2 separate regions of the Homo sapiens genome follow, and region 2 is linked to region 1. Evidence: chromatin contacts called from ENCODE Hi-C or POLR2A ChIA-PET data. All regions are on one chromosome and are shown on one strand. Each heading gives the region's core, a stretch centred on a gene start or an enhancer-like site at or near the end of the contact. The rest is flanking DNA. Distances are from core to core; before and after follow the strand shown. Region 1 holds the start of TIMM8B (translocase of inner mitochondrial membrane 8 homolog B). Region 2 has its middle 34 kb from the start of SDHD.

Evidence for each region. Hi-C counts contacts between places; a loop is a spot of excess contacts on that map. ChIA-PET counts read pairs that join two places held with the same protein, here RNA polymerase II (POLR2A). Pooled maps may share reads with other maps.
Region 2: a loop to region 1 is called in a map of endothelial cell of umbilical vein, with 5 times the contacts of the local background. The contact joins the enhancer-like site here to the promoter of TIMM8B in region 1. A Hi-C loop is called at or near these places in 1 of 168 maps with a recorded cell type or tissue (endothelial cell of umbilical vein) and 5 of 50 pooled maps. POLR2A ChIA-PET finds 5 or more read pairs at or near these places in 9 of 52 experiments (AG04450, BJ, H1 and 5 more).

The regions. Positions count from the first base shown.
Region 1 is chr11:112,085,001-112,088,005 of GRCh38, forward strand. It overlaps TIMM8B (translocase of inner mitochondrial membrane 8 homolog B), which reads right to left and starts at 1,756. Exons shown (of 2, transcript NM_012459.4): 1 at 1,640-1,756; 2 at 1-462. The coding sequence starts at 1,723. The coding sequence ends at 295. It overlaps SDHD (succinate dehydrogenase complex subunit D), which reads left to right and starts at 1,873. Exons shown (of 4, transcript NM_003002.4): 1 at 1,873-1,959; 2 at 2,857-2,973. The coding sequence starts at 1,908. It overlaps NKAPD1 (NKAP domain containing 1), which reads left to right. Exons shown (of 6, transcript NM_018195.4): 6 at 1-150. RefSeq lists enhancers at 1,311-2,510, 1,874-2,143, 2,837-3,005.
Region 2 is chr11:112,118,435-112,122,481 of GRCh38, forward strand. No RefSeq gene overlaps it. Among named protein-coding and RNA genes, the nearest start is that of SDHD, 34 kb to the left of the region's middle. Within about 2 kb of position 2,022, at least 8 of the 41 ENCODE cell types and tissues checked have a DNase peak (open chromatin) inside an H3K27ac peak, as active enhancers do; they include Panc1 and endothelial cell of umbilical vein, where a contact is called at or near this core.

The DNA.
Region 1 (3,005 bases), core at 506-3,005:
TATTTCTAGTGTTCCTGCCAATCAGAGATCTCTATATTAAATTCTAAAATGGGATTAAAAGAAGAGTTGGAGAATTCACACTTATTGAGTAACTGATGTCATACAACCTGGAATTTCTGAATTCCAAATAAATAAATTTCACTCTTTGAACATTTCATCTTTTACTTTTTAGCACCAACAGACTTGATAACAGCCTGATGCTGATCTGACAATGGGTTGATAGCCTTCCCCCACTGACCCTTAAATCTGCTTAGTAACAAGTCCTTTGCTTCTGTCATTCTCCTGGGGGATGGCCTACTGCCCTCCTTTCTGTACAATCTGGGCAAACCGACTGGTGATGGCAAGAGTGGTGTCAATGAAGCGGTCTACACAGCTGGAGAGACAATTTTCAGTGCGAGAGTCTAGGCGATTCCCTGGCTTCTCCACACATTTATCCCAACATAACTCCATGAAGTGATGCACCTAAAAGGAAAGAAAAATAGTAACCATTGGGGTCTGCAGATAGGCCTAACTCTTGTTTATTAACTTCTCACTTTTTGACACCTGACAAAACCATTCTTTAAATCAACCACGGAGTCACTTTGGGCTCTTCTCTTTCTTCATTTCCTAATTAGTCACCAATATTGATCCAGATCCTCGTCCCTACAGATTGTACATTCTCAGGTAGGACTAATAACCTTTTATATTCCCCAAAGTAGCTAGCACCATTGTGAACCAACTAGGGAACCAATTAATTTTCCCAAACTATTGCACTCATTTTATTCCAAACCTATCCCCTAGACAAGGTAATTCTTCCATTAACCTTTTGGGGGTTATGGATCCACTCCCCAGAAAAATGCACATACAGGCACAGAAATTATGTGCACTGTCATTAGAATGTTCAGGGCCCAAAGATTTCTAGCCAGGGTTCTTGCTGGTCATCCGAGCACCCTCTTCCTCCCACCCAAAAGGAAAAAACCATTTTACCAAGAGCTTACTATTTGTGAGGCTGGGTACTAAGAAATCAGTTCTCTCTAAGGTCCTCAAGGATAGCTGTCATCACCTCCCATTTAAGAGGCGTGATTATGTAGTCCAAGGTCATGTAGCCAGCAAGAAGTCAGGCCGCGTTAGAACCATGTCCGAAGGGCTCCAAACCCTTGTTCTACATCCATAGTCTACAGCGACTACTTCAGAGTCCACCTTCCTCCGATAATGTTCTAGTCGTTTTCAAATACATTGTCGCATATGATCCTCACAATCCAGTGAGGCAGTGGGGTGACGGCGACACCAAAACCCACAGTGGATGAGTATCTTTTCTACGGGCACGTGGCCTGCAAGGAGCAGAGGGAGGATGAGAACCCAGATCTTTCGAATGCCAGCCCAGTCATGTCGCCGGCTAACTAGTCTCCCGTACCCTTGCGTCGCCCAAATCTTCCCTGTTTTACACCTTTTCTTTTCTCCACGCTACGCTTATATACCTGGCACCTGAGCACTACCGGTCACCAGGGACAGGAGAGCCATAACTTTGTCTTTCGTGAGGGGAATGGGATGCAGCCGGGATCGAGCACCAGTGAGCCGCCAGTGTACAGACCTCCGAGCGTGCCCAGGACCACCAAGGAAGGTGAAACTTCCTTTCCCTTCACCCTCCCCGTCCCCGCACCTGTGCAGTAAACTGCGCCTTCTGCTGCTCGGCGGCCACCAGGCGCTGCAACTCCGCTTCATCGGCTTCGCCCAGCTCCGCCATTGTTCGCCTCAGGCTCGCCACCTTCCGACAGCTGTGTTTGCGCATGCGCGACGGGTGTGCACCGCCTCTCGACTTCCGGTTCACCCAGCATTTCCTCTTCCCTGTTTTCTTTCGTCGTCGTGGGTGGGAATTGTCGCCTAAGTGGTTCCGGGTTGGTGGATGACCTTGAGCCCTCAGGAACGAGATGGCGGTTCTCTGGAGGCTGAGTGCCGTTTGCGGTGCCCTAGGAGGCCGAGGTGAGGGGTCTTCCCACCCTGAGGTGCTTAGCGTAGCCTCCAGCCAGGGAAGGGGATGGAAGTGAGGACTCATCTGCCGGGTGGGAGATCTCTTGAGGAGAAGAAAATACCGAAATCACAGCAATGACCACTGTAGTCTAGGGGTCCAGATGTTTACCCGAAGGTATATTTCACTTGCTGTGAGCTGACGAGTTGAGGGAATAATCAGAAAGAGAGCTCCCTCTGGAAGTCGCAGTCCTGATGAGGCTAATCCACATAGCAGTTCTGTTTTCTCCCCGTTCACTGTCCCTAGAATGCTCCCCACTCGCTCCCACCCTGAGTCGGGAAAGAGGGTTAGGAGCTTGCCCATTTCTTCTGGAGTTGGTGTGTTTGGATGTGGGAGTGGAGGGGGGATCAGTTCGAAAATCATTTAACCTGGGCATTTGTGTTACCTCAGGTACTGTAGTAATGCTAGGATACAAATGTGAAGAAAACGTAGTTCCCGCCCTCAACGAGCTTTCATTCTGATGAGGAAAACACTGTCATAGTAGTCCGGGCAAGATGAGGTCCTGAACTAGGAAAGTAGCACAAAGAAAAGAAGATTGTCTCAAGAACTGTTAAAGAGATACGCCAATAGGATTTGGCGATTGAATTTAGGGGAAAAGTCTCTCATGATTTCCAGATTACTGAGTTAGGTTAAAGAATGCCTGAGGTGTCATTAAATAAAGTAGGGAACATGCAGATGTTCCCTGGTCTTAACTTCACAGTAACCCCAGTGAAATAGATGCTATCTTCATTTTACAAATAAGATGTTATCCCCTATTTATTGTTAAGTAGCTTACCTATGGTCATTTAGAAAGTTTGTCAGTCCTGTTAAAGGAGAGGTTCTTATGATCATCCTAATGACTCTTTCCTCAGCTCTGTTGCTTCGAACTCCAGTGGTCAGACCTGCTCATATCTCAGCATTTCTTCAGGACCGACCTATCCCAGAATGGTGTGGAGTGCAGCACATACACTTGTCACCGAGCCACCATTGTATGTTCTCTCCATCGCTGCTGCTTTCTGGG
Region 2 (4,047 bases), core at 772-3,271, 34 kb after region 1:
TCTCCCTCGAAGCTGGTTTCTCTCCCTCAAAGCTACTACTGCAGAATTAGGGGCTTATTTGGTATGGGTTTATTACTTCCTGTGACTTAGAATCTTGGAGAATTCAATACTTTTTAATTTAGCTTCTTTGTTTTATCTAATAAGTTTAGTAGATTAAAATATTCTTCTGGCCAGGTCAGGGTCTAACCACTATAGGGTATCTTCAACTCAATGTACATTTTAACCGAAACACACTCAGCATCTCACCTAAACACGATCAATATGGGCCTCTATTGTATCTTTTTCCAAGGTAATATGATCCTGACAATATTCTCTGGAAAAATTTCACTCATAGACTAACCCATATTTTTGTTTTTCCTCATTCCCACCCTCAAAGGTAATATGAATGCAAATAAAATTTAAAAGAACCTCCCATGGAGAGGAGACATTGCCATTTTCCATGAGGTACAGAAGCCCACGTTTCTGAGTTGGTGGACACAGTGGCACAAGTAGGAAGTTTTAGTTTTGAGGGTTCCTTTCTTCTCCCTCTTCACGTCAATGTACTTTGGTTGTCTAAAATGCGTTGAAAGCCTTATTTTCTGTACTTTATGTCTCTCACAATGTCATCTAAAAACATTAATTGGCATTACAACATTAATCTTGCTTTTACATAATTTTAAAAAAATTAATTATTTTTTTTTCTTTTGAGACAGGGTCTTGCTCTGTTGCCCAGGCTGGAATGCAGTGGCACAATCACAGCTCACTGCAGCCTCGACCTCCGGGGCTCAAGCCATCCTCCCACCTCAGCTTCCCAAGTAACGAGACTACAGGTGTACACCACCATGCCCGTCTAATTTTTTTTTTTTTTTTTTTTGTAGAGATGGGCTTTCACCATGCTGTGTCGGCCATTACCCAACTCCTGGGCTTAAGTGATCCACCTGCCTCAGCCTCCCAAAGTGCTGGGATTACAAGCCTGAGCCACCGCGCCCAGCTGTTAATCGTGACTTAATACATGTGCATCTTCCCCTGTTTCCTGTGTTTGCTTTCATAAGTCCACTGCTCCTGCTGTGAAGATGGGTACATTCATCTGTCATAGCTTAATGACACCACCTTAAAATTTGCAGATGGGTTCATATACATCTTATTATTCACTCACTCATATATTAAAAAATATTTAAGTATCTACTATGTACCAGGCACTGTGCTGGGTCCTGGGGATACAGAGATGAAAAAGATACCAGGAGGCTGGGCGTGGTGGCTCACGCCTGTAATCCCAGTACTTTGGGAGGCCAAGGTGAGTGGATCACTTGAGGTCAGGAGTTCGCGACCAGCCTGGCCAACAGGCTGATGGTGAAACTCCATCTCTACTAAAAATACAAAAACTAGCCGGGCGTAGTGGTGCATGCCTGTAGTCCCAGCTACTTGGGAGGCTGAGGCAGGAGAATCGCTTGAACCTGGGGGAGTGGAGGTTGCAGTGAGCCAAGATCGTGCTTGGGCGACAGAGCAAGACTCTGTCTCAAAAAAAAAAAAAAAAAAAAAGACACCAGAAGCTCACAGACTTGATGGACAGGCACATAAGCCAATAAAATGTGTTCAAAGCAAACTTCTGATAATGGCTTGGTTTCTAAAGAGACTTTTTTTAAAAAACTGGGAAGTCAGGATATTGACTAATGGACACTGGAATTTTGTTCATTTGACAGTTTTATTGTGTGTGTGTGTGTGTGTGTGTGTGTGCATAAAAAATGAATACATTTATATTTTGGCTTATGTCCTATGTCTTAAGAGCATGGCTAGCACTTAATCTTTAATACGGGTAACTGGACAAATGTAAGGTTGTGACCCTTAAACTTGAACCCCATATGCATTCCCCCCTGGCGATCACACCAAGGCTCAGACAAGCAGGGCAGTCTGGTCTGGTCCGTCGACTGTCCTCTTTCTCCTTCTCAACATATAGAACATCCCATTGGTCACAAATGCTGGATAAATGAAGGATTGCAAAAGCTCAAACTTTTTTCTTTTTTGCTTGCATTGATGTTGTAATTAACACATAGGAGCTGAGCTTTTTCCTGTGCTGACTTGTAATTTTGGCATCGTTCAAACTGGAAACGGGTTCTAATGGTATCAGTGTTATTTCCTGGGCAATAAATATCTAAAATAGAGAAGTGAGTCATAGGCCCAATGAAACTTATGAACCAAGATTAGTCACGCGGATAGTGGAGCTGCTTAACATCAATATAACTTTCTCTTCAGGTCGTTTCCCACAAAATTGGGTGGAAAAACCCACTCCTATTGCTCAGTTGGGCAGTTGCAACGATGAGCTAAATCAATTGTACTCTGGCAGTACTGTAGTAATAGCTGTAGTTTAAAAAATCACGGTAGTTAATCCACTTTGTTTCAAACTCTTCTATATGCTTTAAAAGGTATGAATTGGCAGGGCGCGGTGGCTCACGCTTGTAATCCCAGCACTTTGGGAGGCCGAGGTGGGCGGATCATGAGGTCAGGAGATTGAGACCACGGTGAAACCCCGTCTCTAATAAAAATACAAAAAAAAAAAAAATTAGCCGGGCGTGATGGCATGCGCCTGTAGTCCCAGCTACTAGGGAGGCTGAGGCAGGAGAATGGCATGAACACAGGAGGCGGAGCTTGCAGTGAGCCGAGATCTCGCCACTGCCCTCCAGCCTGGGCGACAGAGCGAGACTCCGTCTCAAAAACCAAAAACCAAACCAAACCAACCCCCCCCCCAAAAAAAACCAGAAAACAAAAAGGTATGAATTATTAGGGATATAATATCCAATTAAGAAGAAAGATGTTAAAAAATGACTCAGAACTATGGCAAAAACTATTCTATTTTGGAGGTGTTTTGAAATTAATTTTAATTTATGGGTGTTTTGGAATGAAGCAGTCCTGTCCTCTCAAAAAGCAAACAAACAAACAAAAGGGCATTGTGATTTTGATTGCTTTAGAATGTCAGTAGGACTAGTTAGTCAAAGTCTATTTCTAAAACATACCTCCTTTTCGTCATTGCAAAGGAGAAGTACACTTTACTTTCAAGGCTGACTTTGGGCATTGAGAACACAGAAAGATGATTTCCTACATTCTTAGCTAATTAATTTTAAGTGTAGCTGGAAGCCTGGTGAGGCAGAACTTAAAGAAGATGCTACTTCTTGACTTTTAAGCAGAGGCAGCAAATCACTTACAGTAAAAATTACTCAAGGAAATCACTCAATTGGCTTTTTTTGCTATGGAATTGTGACTTTTTTCCTATAATGCCCTAGGGAAAGAATATAACTGTACCTCCCTTCCTTCCAATTTCTTCAATGTCCATAGCTTTAAAGAAGAGGTCAAAATTTTGTATAAAGGACTCAAGAACCTCTCGAAAGGACAAGCTCTAAGAGTCCAATCTCTTACCACTCTCAGCGTCAAGGTTAGGGCACCTTCATTGGAAGGAAACTGCACGGTCCAGTTCTAGACTTGGGGGCAGATAAGGCCAGGAGTTCCAGTTTCCTGCCATAAAATTACCACAATGGCTGGAGATGAAACCAGCTTGACGGCCCCTGCACTGGCGAAGGCAGCAGGAGAAGGGCACAGCTTTTGGCATGTGAAATGGCTGGTGCTGGAAGCTGGCCTTACCCAGCTGTCTTGGGGCAGACTTACCTCCTGAGAAAGTAACTATGTCCACAGAGCTGTTGTCTTGAGAACCCCTGACTGAACTAACGGTGAGACATGAGCTTGTTTTTTTTTCAAGGAACTCTTTAGTCTAGACTGTTGCAGCAAGTGGAAAGCCCCTTAGACCTTCTTGGGACATCTGTGACCCTAGCTCCTACAGTGACCCTTCCAGGAACAACCAGTCTGGTGGTGATGGGGTCATCTTTTGGCCTCAAATGCCAAACAAGCTTGAGCCTCTCTTTCCCCGTCTTCTGACACTTAGACTCACAAAGGAGCCTGCAAGCCTAAGGGGGATGAAACTGCATGCCTTTGGAGATGAAACTGGACTTGTGTGTGGGCGCTGAGCATTAAAGGTTGGGAGGTGAGGGTGTGTGCAGTTGGATATTATAATAACCTCAGTAA